2 separate regions of the Homo sapiens genome follow, and region 2 is linked to region 1. The links are chromatin contacts, found by Hi-C or POLR2A ChIA-PET in ENCODE. All regions are on one chromosome and are shown on one strand. The core of a region is the stretch at or near the end of the contact, and the rest is flanking DNA. Distances in the headings are between cores, read along the strand shown. Region 1 overlaps INTS3 (integrator complex subunit 3). Region 2 has its middle 15 kb from the start of S100A16.

Region 1 (5,864 bases), core at 3,365-5,864:
ATGTCATCTGGGGCAAATAACTTTTAAGCTCTCCATGCCTATTTCCTCATCTGTAAAAATAATTATAATAAGTAGTACTATTTTAAAAGGTTGTTATGTATATCAAATGCAGTAATATATACATATATATATATTATTGTTGTTGATGCCATCCTTGCTGTATTATTGCTTGCTATAGTATAACAACATCCTTGCTGTACTTTTTTTTTTTTTTTGAGACAGGGTGTCTCTGTCACCCAGGCTGGAGTGCAGTGGTACGATCTTGGCTAACTGCAACCTCCACCTCCTGGGTTCAAGTGATCCTCCCGCCTCAGCCTCCCTTGTAGTTGGGACTACAGGCACGTGCCACCACACGTAGCTAATTTTTGTATTTTTAGTAGAGATGGAGTTTCACCATGTTGGCCAGGGTGGTCTCGAACTCCTGACCTCAGATGATCCACACGCCTCGGCCTCCCAAATAGTGCTGGGATTACAAGCATGAGCCACCATACCCGGCCCTTGCTATACTATATGATTATTATTTTTGATGCCATCCTTGCTACTGGTCTTCAGAGGTTGTGGGAAGCTACCTGCCTAGTTTCTACTCTTTCTGATGAGATCCTGACGGGATAGAACTCAGCAGGCTAAGGAAGTTGCTAATGAGGCCCCCTAAGGTATTCCTCCAGGAGTCTGGTCTCACAATAGAGACAGAGTGAAAAAAAAAAAAAAACTAAGGGGGGAAGGGAAGCAATAATCTCACAGAAGAAATTAGCATGCCCTCCCTTACCTCCCCCAGGATTTGGTATGCTAAAGCACCTTTCCTTTTTCAATAAGTGGCAGAAGGAAAGGGCATCACAGAGAAAAGAATAAAGATATTTAGTTCAGCTGGGTATGGTTGCTCATGCCTGTAATTCCAGCTACTGAGGAGGCCGAGGTGGGAGAATCACTTGAGGCCAAGAGTTTCAGCCTAGGGAACATAGTGAGACCTTGTCTCTAGAAAAAACTGTTTTAAAAATTATCTGGGCGTGGTGGTGCATGCCTGTAGTACCAGCTACGCAGAAGTTCGAAGCTGCAATGAGCTATGATCATGCCACTGCACTCCAGCCCAGGCAACAAAGTAAGACCCCAAGTATAAAAAAACTAAAAATTCAAAAAAATATCAGTTTTGGTTCTGTCCTTAACTGTCTAGGGCCCTGCCCTGGATCTTCTTCCCTTACTACTCCCTTTGCTGTATCTGACTGGGTCAGTACTGGTCTAAAAACCTCTTTGGGATCCTTTTTGGCTTGTTCAACCAAACCCATTTTGCAGTGACCTTTTACTGACTGGCAGGTGAAAAGCAGATGGCCTCCACCTGGTTTTGCTCAGCCTGTGGCATCAAACAGTATGACACTTCCTAAGATGGGAAGTGGGGGGGACAGGGATAGTACTAGGAGCCTTGCCCAGCAGGCTTTTCTCTCCCCTGCCCCCGAGACAGAGTTTCGCTCCGTCGCCCAGGCTAGACCCAGGCTAGAGTGCAGTGGCGCGATCTCCGCTCACTGCAAACTCCGCCTCCCGGGCTCACACCATTCTCCTGCCTCAGCCTCCCGAGCAGCAGGGACTACAGGTGCCCGCCACCGTGCCCGGCTAATTTTTTTGTATTTTTAGTAGAGACGGGGTTTCACCGTGTTAGCCAGGATGGTCTCGATCTCCTGACCTCGTGATCCACCCGCCTTGGCCTCCCAAAGTGCTGGGATTACAGGCGTGAGCCACTGCACCTGGCTGCCCAGCAGGCTTTTCTGCCTCATTAAAGGATAACCAGTACCTTTTCCCCACTCTGTGTGACAGAACAAGGGATAGGTTGGGAATGCAGGACCCCTGTGGAAAGAAAGTGTCCAGAATGAAAAGTATTTCATTGCTACTCGGTGTCTTATTGGTGTTATTTAAGTTTAAGGGATTAGAGGGCAAGGGGTCCACTGTGGGTGGGGTGAGGACCTTATCCTCAGCTTGCTGGCTGATCACAAACTTTACTTCTCACAGTGTTACCGGGACTTAGCTCTGGTGAGTCGTGATGGCATGAATATTGTCCTGAATAAAATCAACCAGATACTTATGGAGAAGTACCTGAAGCTGCAGGATACCTGCCGTACTCAGGTAAGGCCAGAAAGAAAAGACAAGATCCAGCTCAAAGAGAGAGGATGGATCTTCTCTCTGTCAGGAACGGGAAAGAGGAATCAGGGCTAACACACCCCTATCATTGTGTGTCTAAATTGTAATGTGCTCCTTTCAGTTGTAATTGAATTAGCTCCCTTCTCAAACTCACAGTTCCTGCTCTTCATCTGTTTTTCCCTCTTTCCTTTAGTTGGTGTGGTTGGTACGGGAACTGGTGAAGAGTGGGGTTCTGGGAGCCGATGGTGTTTGTATGACGTTTATGAAGCAGATTGCAGGTGAGTTTGATGGCAGGAGCATAAAGAAGAAAGGAGGAGAGCCCAGAGACTACATAGAGACAATGGAGAATGATTAAGTGCCAAAGGGATGGAATTCTTGGATTGCTTAGACTGTTTCCTTCTGATACAGACATCTTCTGGCCACATATGTTGTAGAAATAAATTGATTGAAAAATCATGGGGGGCCTTTTAAAGCAGTAAGTCTTGCCTCATTTTCTTTCCTGCTAAACCCAGGGCTTGACAGAATATTTGGCCTATTTTAGCCAGTCTTCACTCTGAGATTTTATAGCATTTCAGAGCAGGAAGAAATGGGGAGAGAAGTGAGGGCAATTAATTTGTTCTCAAGTCCCTGTGCTTTCAGAAACCTAGACATCTTCCCTGGCTCCACCCCCATTATCTGAACGCTTGCTCCCTAATAATTAAGCCCTTTACTGGGGCCAGAATGAGGGACAAACTATGTCACAGAACAGACCCTGACATTTAGGTTTTATTCTCATCTTGGCATCGGTGACATCTGTCTGAGCTATCGCATATTCAAGCGGCTACTCCCAAGATTGCATGTGTTTGTTTAAAAGTGACCTGCTACTACCTCACCATTAGCCCACTGGGACTTGCTTCCTCTTTAAAATTTTATGTAACACTGATGCTCCTGTTTTGATGTGTATGAACCTTAATCTATGTGATATGTGACTTTGTGAACATTGAATTTTTTAATTGAGACCTGGGGCAAGGCATAGTTGTAGCTATTTTTATCCTCTTTCCTGGCACTTCTTCCCTGTTTGGCACTTCCAGCCCCTGCTTCTTATCCCAAGACTGGTATGGCATTGCTGTGTGTTAATTCTGCCCCACAGAGTTTCATAGCAAGCACTAAAGACTGTTACCTGGAAATAAGAAACTCTTGGCCTGTTGGGGGCCTCAGTGCAGGACTCAGGACATCCAGTTGCTAGACTGCAGCTGTTGTCAGCCACCTGTACTTCTCAGGCTCTATCTGAGATATCATCCTTTCTTTCCAACTGTGGGCTTCTTATATCTACTTCTCAGACGTTCATTTTCAAGGGCCAAAATGTTCCCACTCCAACTCACAATCTGTGGGAAAGTAGCAGCTCTGGTTTCTAGAAAAATTCAGAACCTTCCCTTTCCTTCTTTCTGGAGGCAAAGGGTGAAACTTTAAAGCCTGACAGAACAGAAGGCAGTTTATCTCAGCAGTGAAGGGATGGCAGTAATGGGATGGCAGTCAGGGTGGACCAGCAGAATGGGTGAAGAGATGTATTGGATTGGCTGACTTGCTAATCGGAGCTATTCTTTTTTTCCCCTTTTGAAATCAGGTGGAGATGTTACAGCCAAAAATATCTGGTTGGCAGAAAGTGTTCTGGATATCCTGACAGAGCAAAGGTAGCATCCACCACGAAGGGTGGGGTACAGGCCAGATAATGGCCATTAGGAGTGTGGGTGTGGGAAATGGGGATGAAAGGATTGTGTGGCCCAAGAACACCTTAAGTTAGAGAGGGGGAGGCAAGGAGAGGGAGAGACAAGTGTATTGTTGGCAAGTGAAGAAATTAATGCCCAAGGAATGAAGGAATGGGAAAGAGGTCTTTGCCAAAATATCGCATAGCCCAGAAAAACTGGCTTCATCTGATAAGGGTTTATTTTTGATCCAGACCTCCTTGGAATGTTTATCTTAGGGGGAAGTTGGGGAGGAATGAGCTCAGTAGAATTGGGCCAGCCAAACACCCACGCCTGGCAGGTATCCTTTTCTCCCCTGCAAGCTTCTCCATCCAACCCCTGCTCTTTTTGAAGTGGCACAGGGGGCAGTTGGGGTGGAGCAGGTAATAGAGATTAGTGAATCCTGCTGGAGTTTGCATATAGGGTTTGGAGGTTCCAGTGGTAGAGGGTGCATCAGGGGGTACATATTGGGCTTTCTGGCTGATTCTTTCCCTTATCCATCAAAATAAAGGGCCAGAAATTTTATGAGGGCTATTCCACATCTGAACTTGTTTGGAGGTGAGGCTTTCCCCTTGGTTTCAGTCTTCCTCTTGCTTGACTTCTAAGTCTCTTTTCTGATTGAGGACACCATAGTAGTCAAATGATTGAGAGGGCTAATAGTGTCCATACTATCTGTAGTTCAGAAGAATGGACCTCCTCCCAACGTTCACACTTGTGAAAGAGATGGCTGTGTGCTGTGCTCTGCCCAGGTCTGAGAGCCCTGCCCTGTCTGCTGTGCAGTGCCACCTAGTGCTCTGGGCACGGATGTGCAGCCACATCTGGGCCTGGAGCCACTTCTGTTATTGGTGTCATTGCACTAGCACGTGAGATCCTAACAGTCTCTTCTTACCAGATAGGTCTTTGTTCCTTTTTACTGTCCTGGGTCAGGGGGCCTTTCAACTCTTTCTTTCTCTTTATTATGCCATTCCAGGATTCAGGTAATTTCGTTACCTTTGCTAGCAATCTTTCTAAAAAGTGATTTTTCTTATTTTATTCGTGGTACCAAATACGTCCTGTCCCCATACCTTAAAGCTGAATTTCCTGTACAGGCATCAGATAACAGCCAGATAACTGCCCTGTTTTCTACCCTCCAAAAAACTTACATCTTTTGGTGAAAGTCAATACCTAGAAATTTAAAACTGTGTCCTCTCCTACACCCTCCTTCTCACTCCCTTCCAAATGTTTCTAGGGCTGTGGAGTTAAAAGGTAGCAGGTAGGGGAGGAAACGTTCCCCAGTAACCTTGGCTAGTGTATCCATTCTGTGAAAAGAAAAGGCCACAGAGTCTTTTAATTAGGTGGCTTGAGTAGTTTTCCGGAATCAGGATGTGGCCTGCTTGGACTAATTAAACACCATCTCATCTTCCTGCAGTTCCCTGCCTTCCAACAGGGGGGCCAAAGCCATTACAAATTGTTTGCTGGGAGGAGACAGCGTCTCAATTTTGTCACTTAGAGACAGGATTAGAGTTTTAGGAATATCCCCACTGTGTCTTTCTCTCTACTCCTTTTAAAGCAACTGGGAACAAATCTTTCATTACCCCCTTTTCCCTCAGGGATATTCTGAAACTCATGGGAAAAGGAGTTTGCCACCCAAAATCGGGTTCTTTTTTTCAGGTTGTGATTTAGGACAGGTGACTCATTGTGTGGGAGTGGGGACTCGTTGTGTATCAGTGACTAGATAGAGCCAGGGAAAGGTTTGTGGCATGGTGAGCTGCTAATGATAAGCAGACTGAGCTAGCACAGTATGTTCTCAAAACTCCAGGTCCTGAAAGGGTCTTGGCAGTCCCCACATGTTCTTGCACCACACTTAAGAACCACTGACTTAGGGACACTTACCCAGCTTTTCCCCATAGTCTGACCTGGGTAGATACTGTGGTTAATTCTGTCCCTAGTACCTCACATGTTGCTTGGCACATGATAGGCACTCAGTAAATGTTTGAATGAATGAGTCAACAAAGAGAGTTATTTTCTTGGAAGCTAAGT
Region 2 (5,864 bases), core at 2,325-4,824, 150 kb before region 1:
AGCCTGGTTTACAAAGAAAGACTCTGTCTTAAAAAAAAAAAAAAAAAAAGCTGGGCATGGTGGCTCACAACTGTAATCCCAGCACTTTGGGAGGCCAAGGTGGGTGGATCATCTGAGATCAGATGTTCAAGACCAGCCCGGTCAACACGGCGAAACACCGTCTCTACTAAAAATGTAAAAATTAGCCGAGCATGGTGGCAGGTGCCTGTAATCTCAGCTACTCCGGAGGCTGAGGCAGGAGAATCGCTTGAACCCAGGAGGCAGAGGTTGCAGTGAGCCAAGATCACGCCACTGCACTCCAGCCTGGGCAACAGAGTGAGAATCTGCCTCATAAAACAAAAAATAAAAAATAGAACAGTGCCTGGCACATAGTGACCACTGCATAAGTATATGTTGATTGAATGCATGATACATGAGTCCTCACTGTCACCACCCTAGTGCTCAGGAGACAATCACAGTTAAGAACAGAAGCTCTGAAATCAGAGCGTCCGGGTTCCACCACTTATCAGTTCTATGATCTGCAGCAACTTATGTAACTTTTCTGCACCTTGGTTTCCTCATCTGTAAAATGAAAATAATGGAAGTCCTTACTTCATAAGCTCATAAGGATTAGGGAGTTAATACATGCAAAATACTCAGAATAGCACTTGGTATAAAGTAAGTACTCAACAAATATTAGGTGTTATTTTTTGCCTCCTAGCTGATCCTCCTGAATCTGTTCTGCCCCTCTTGATCTTTTCCGTATTGCAGACTGAGTGTAATTTTCCAAAAGGCAAATCTATGTCACATGCACAAGCACACACACACACACACACACATTCTCACATCACTAGAAAAACCATTCCTTGGTTTTTGTGTCCCCCAAGGCCTTGCCTACTTCTCCAGCCTTGCCTACTTCTCCATCCTTGCCTGGTACCTCTCTCCTCCTTGCTCTTGAGCTTCAGCCATGCCTGCTCTCTCTCAGTTACAAACTCATCATGCTCCCTCCTGCCATAGGGCCTTTGCCCATGATGGACCCTCTATCTGGAAAGTCCTTTTCCTCCTCAACTCCACTCTCACCTGCTCCCTTTGCATGGATAACTTACGCTTATCTTTCAGATCTCAGCTCAAGTGTCCCTTCCACAAGGATCTTCCCACACAAACGCTAAGTCAAGTTTCTTTGTTAAAAATTCCTACAAATGTGATCCTTTAGAAGTTATCTCAATTTGTAATTATCCACTTGTTTATGTGACCATGTGGCTGTCTGCTGACTCTTCCTCCAACTTGTAAGCCCCATAAAATCAGAAAGCATGTCTGTTTCTACTCTTTTTGCTATAGCATCTACTGTGTCTGGCATGTACAAGGTACGTTATTCTTTTTGTTTCGTTTTTTTGTTTTTTTGAGATGGAGTCTCGCTCTGTCGCCCAGGCTGGAGTGCGGTGGGGCGATCTTGGCTCACTGCAGCCTCCGCCTCCTGGGTTCAAATGATTCTCCCACCTCAGCCTCCCAAGTAGCTGGGATTACAGGCGTGCACCACCACGCCCGGCTAATTTTTGGGGGTTTTTTTTGTTTTTTGGTTTTTTTTAGTAGAGACGGCATTTCTTCACATTGGCCAGGCTGGTCTCAAACTCCTGCCCTCATGGTTTGCCCACCTCTGCCTCCCAAAGTGCTGGGATTACAAGTGTGAGCCACCACGCCTGGCCTTAAGGTACTTTATTCTTACTGAATGAATAAATGAGTCTGCAGCAGAAACAACACAGCCACTATACAGGGCCTCTGAGGGACACTCTTAGTCCTCCATAATTATTGGGGCCAAAACCGGACAAGAACCTCTGCCCTTTGGGCAGTCCACACAGAGTTAGTAAAAGATGGGGTCTGAGTCACAAGTCTCCTGATCATCAACAGTGAGTCCTTGGCTGAGTCACATCACCTCTCTGAACCTTGACATCTTCATGTGTAAAATGTGGGTCATGATACTTATCTCACTGCAGTTGTTAAGAGGAACAAAAAAACCTTGAATGTGAAAGTGCTCATTAAAACTTTTGCCAGGCGGGCGTGGTGGCTCACATCTGTAATCCTAGCACTTTGGGAGGCCGAGGCGGGCAGCTCACAAAGTCAGGAGTTTGAGACCAGCCTGACCAATAATGGTAAAATCCCATCTCTACTAAAAATACAAAAAAATCAGCCGGGCATGGTGGCAGGTGCCTGTAATCCCAGCTACTCTGGAGGCTGAGGCAGGAGAATTGCTTGAACCCAGGAGGCGTAGATGGCAGTGAGCCAAGATTGCACCACTGCACTCCAGCCTGAGCCATAGAGAGAGACTCTGTCTCAAAAAAACTTTTGCCAGGTGCAGTGGCTCACACCTGTAATCCCAGCACTTTGGGAGGCTGAAGCAGGAGGATCGTTTGAACCAGGGAGTTTGAAGCTGCGGTGAGCTAGGATCATGCCACTGCACTGCAGCCTGGGTGACAGAGTGAGACCTTGTCTCTAAAAAAAAAGAAAAGAAAGAAATCCACTTTTGTGTGTGTGTGTGTTTGTGTGTGTGTGTGTGTGTGTGTGTGTGTGTAGTCTCACTGTGTTTTTCAGGCTGGTCTGGAACTCCTGGGCTCAAACAAACCTCCCTCCTCAGCCTCCCAAAGTGCTGGGATGGGAGCTCACAAGTGTGAGCCACCATGCCGAGCGAAAAACAACACTTTTAACACTGGACAAAGAAAGTATGTTTAGTTTTTCAAAAGGGACTTTACTAGGAATCTAAATGTAAAATAAAACCAAATTTACAGAAAATACAAAAGTTGACACAGATAGTTTCAGGTTTCTTACCCTATGTGACAAAATGAGCTAGGCTCTCACCCTAAAGAATGATAGATCTGAGGCCAGGTGCGGTAGCTCACACCTATAATCCCAGCACTTCGGGAGGCCAAGGTGGGAAGATCACTTGAGCCCAGGAGTTCAAGACCAGCCTGGCCAACATAAAGAGACATCATCTCTACAGAAAACTTTTGAAAATTAGCCAGGCATGGTGACCCTGCACCTGTAGTCCTAGCCATTCAGGAGGCTGAGGTAGGAGGATTGCTTGAACTGGGGAGGTCGAGGCTGCAGTGAGCCGTAATCACACCCCTACTCCAGCCTGGGCAACAGAGCAAGACTCTGTCTCAAAAATAAAAAACAATGACAGGTCTGCTATAGATGGGTTTGACAGGCACAACTTATTGGGCACCCACCACTTCAGTCCCAAGAGGGTCAGACACTGGGCCAGGCCAGCGCTGGACCCCAGACGGAGGAAAGGCCTTCTCTGCTCCACTGTGAGGCCCCACAGAGACCTGCTTCTGGTTCTTCTCTCTCCTGATATGCTCAGGGAGGCACCTGGTTCACAGCTCCTGGGTAAGGGAGGCATGCCCTTCTCTTGCCCCAGCAGTCCTGAGGGAGGCCACAGGCTGAGCCCACTGACCCTCCAGTGGCTGCTTTTTCTCCTTTGGGATCTCTGTGGCTCCAGGCTCTGAAGCCAAAGCTCTGCCTGCTGTTACAGTCCTCTGACCTCCTCTGAAGTTCGGCTTCCTCCCCAGAGCCCTTAAACCCCCTAGCAACAGGCTTCTAATTAGCATCACACACATACTCATTTCCTGCCAGCTGTCCTACAGTCTTGGTAGGGTGGAAGGGCTGGTTTCATCCAAGTACTGCGGGCAGTGAGGGGAGCAAAGCCCATCTTCTCTCAAGAAAGCAGAAGTGGTCCTGGGGACAGAGATGGGGCTGGCCCAAACAGCCTGCAGCTGTTCCCTCACCCCTCCTAAGAGAGTCTCTCTCTTGTCTCTGATGCAGAGATAATATTGCCCTCTCTCACCAGTTTCCAACTCCTTTTATTTATTTATTATTTATTTATTTATTTATTTTGAGACAGAGTCTCGCTCTGTCACCCAGGCTGGAGTGCAGTGGTGCAATCTTGGTTCACTGCAACCTCCAACTCCCAGGTTCAAGCGATTCTCCTGTCTTGGCCTCCTGAGTAGCTAGGACTACAGGTGTGCACCACCACGCCCAGCTAATTTTTTGTATTTTTATTAGAGACGGGGTTTCAACATCTTGGCCAGACTGATCTTGAACTCCTGACAATCTGCCTGCAATCTGCCTGCGTCGGCCTCCCAAAGTGCTGGAATTACAGGCGTGAGCAACCACATCTGGCCCCTTCTCCCTTTGGAAGGAAAGATGGGAATGCTGAGTGGGGTGAGAGGGAACAGGCACAGTATTGAGGACTGGAAAATGAGAGAGGAGGCAGGAAGGGCAGCTCTATCCTGAATTGCCTCCAGGATTTTCCAGGAGATCCCCCATCCCCTGGGCTTCGAGGAGCCACCTCCTTCACCACCACAAGGCCTTGGCACCATCATCTTTGCTCTGTCTTCTAGAAGGCTCTTTGCCTTTTTCCTCCTCACCCCCTCCAGGCCTGCCCCTCTCCTGCCTTCTGTTCCAGCCCAGCTCATGCCTCCTCTAGGAAGCCTTCCTAGGTAGCACCTACTCTGCATTGCTGGTGACCCTGCTGTTCCCTAAAGCAGTAGTCTGTCTTCACAAGGTTTGTTTCTGTGCTCCCTAAAGGAATTGTTCTTTTCTTGAGCCCTAAAGGAATTTCGTAAACTATGTACTGGCTTGCACATTTTTCAGGTTGACAGCTAAGATTTTTCATCATGCTTAAATCATTGCCAAGTGTGCAGTTTCTGAAGTGTTTTACATATTGCAACGTTTTAGAATATAACTGCTAAGATTCTGTTCTAAATATATGTTCAATTAAATCTAAATATCAGGCCGGACGCGGTGGCTCACACCTGTAATCCCAGCACTTTGCGAGGCCGAGGTGGGCAGATCACGAGGTCAGGAGATCGAGACCATCCTGGCTAATACGGTGAAACCCCATCTCTACTAAAAATACAAAAAATTAGCTGGGTGTGGTGGCGGATGCCTGTAATCCCAGCTACTTGGGAGGCTGGGGCAGAGAACTGCTTGAACCCAGGAGGCGGAGGATGCAGTGAGCCGAGACCGTGCCACTGCACTCCAGCCTGGCGACAGAGTGAGACTCTGCCTCAAAAAATAAATAAATAAATAAATAAATAAATCTAAATATTACAATGACTTGATACCCTCCACCATCCATTTATTTATTTAATTATTCATTTATTTTTTGAGACACAGTCTCACTCTTTTGCCCAGGCTGGAGTGCAGTGGCATGATCTCGGCTCACTACAACCTCTGCCTTCCAGGTTCAAGTGATTCTCATGTCTCAGCCTCCTGAGTAGCTGGAATTACAGGCATGTGCCACCACATCCAGCTAATATTTGTATTTTTTAGCAGAGACGGGGTTTCAACATGCTGGCCAGTCTGGTCTCGAACTCCTGACCTCAGGTGATCTGCCCACCTCAACTTCCCAAAGTGCTGGGATTACAAGCATGAGCCACTGCACCCGGCCTCCATCATCCATTTAAAATATGTATGTATGATAGAACAACCATACAGGAGATCAATAAGGAAACAGAGAACCTAAACAACATTATAGACCAATTGTCCCTAAGAGTATATATAGAATACTCCACCTGATGGCCGGGCGTGATGGTTCACGCCTGTAATGCCAACACTCTGGGAGGCCGAGGCGGGTGGATCATGAGCTCAGGAGATCAAGACCATCCTGGCTAACATGGTGAAACCCTATCTCTACTAAGAAAAATACAAAAAAATTAGCCGGGCATGGTGGCGGGTGCTACTCAGGAGGCTGAGGCAGGAAAATGGCGTGAACCCAGGAGGCGGAGGTTGCAGTGAGCCGAGATCGCACCACTGCACTCCAAGCCTGGGTAACAGAGCGAGTCTCCATCTCAAAAAAAAGAAAAAAAGAAAAAAAAAGAATACTCCAC

Evidence for each region. Hi-C counts contacts between places; a loop is a spot of excess contacts on that map. ChIA-PET counts read pairs that join two places held with the same protein, here RNA polymerase II (POLR2A). Pooled maps may share reads with other maps.
Region 2: a loop to region 1 is called in a pooled map, with 3 times the contacts of the local background. The contact joins two enhancer-like sites. A Hi-C loop is called at or near these places in 2 of 50 pooled maps. POLR2A ChIA-PET finds 5 or more read pairs at or near these places in 5 of 52 experiments (OCI-LY7, PC-9, WTC11 and 1 more).

What each region holds. Positions count from the first base shown.
Region 1 is chr1:153,744,962-153,750,825 of GRCh38, forward strand. INTS3 (integrator complex subunit 3) reads left to right here. Exons shown (of 30, transcript NM_023015.5): 4 at 1,996-2,109; 5 at 2,318-2,402; 6 at 3,728-3,794. Among named protein-coding and RNA genes, the nearest start is that of INTS3, 20 kb to the left of the region's middle. RefSeq lists enhancers at 1-553, 554-1,293. Within about 2 kb of position 4,615, at least 13 of the 41 ENCODE cell types and tissues checked have a DNase peak (open chromatin) inside an H3K27ac peak, as active enhancers do.
Region 2 is chr1:153,595,422-153,601,285 of GRCh38, forward strand. No RefSeq gene overlaps it. Among named protein-coding and RNA genes, the nearest start is that of S100A16, 15 kb to the right of the region's middle. Within about 2 kb of position 3,575, at least 8 of the 41 ENCODE cell types and tissues checked have a DNase peak (open chromatin) inside an H3K27ac peak, as active enhancers do.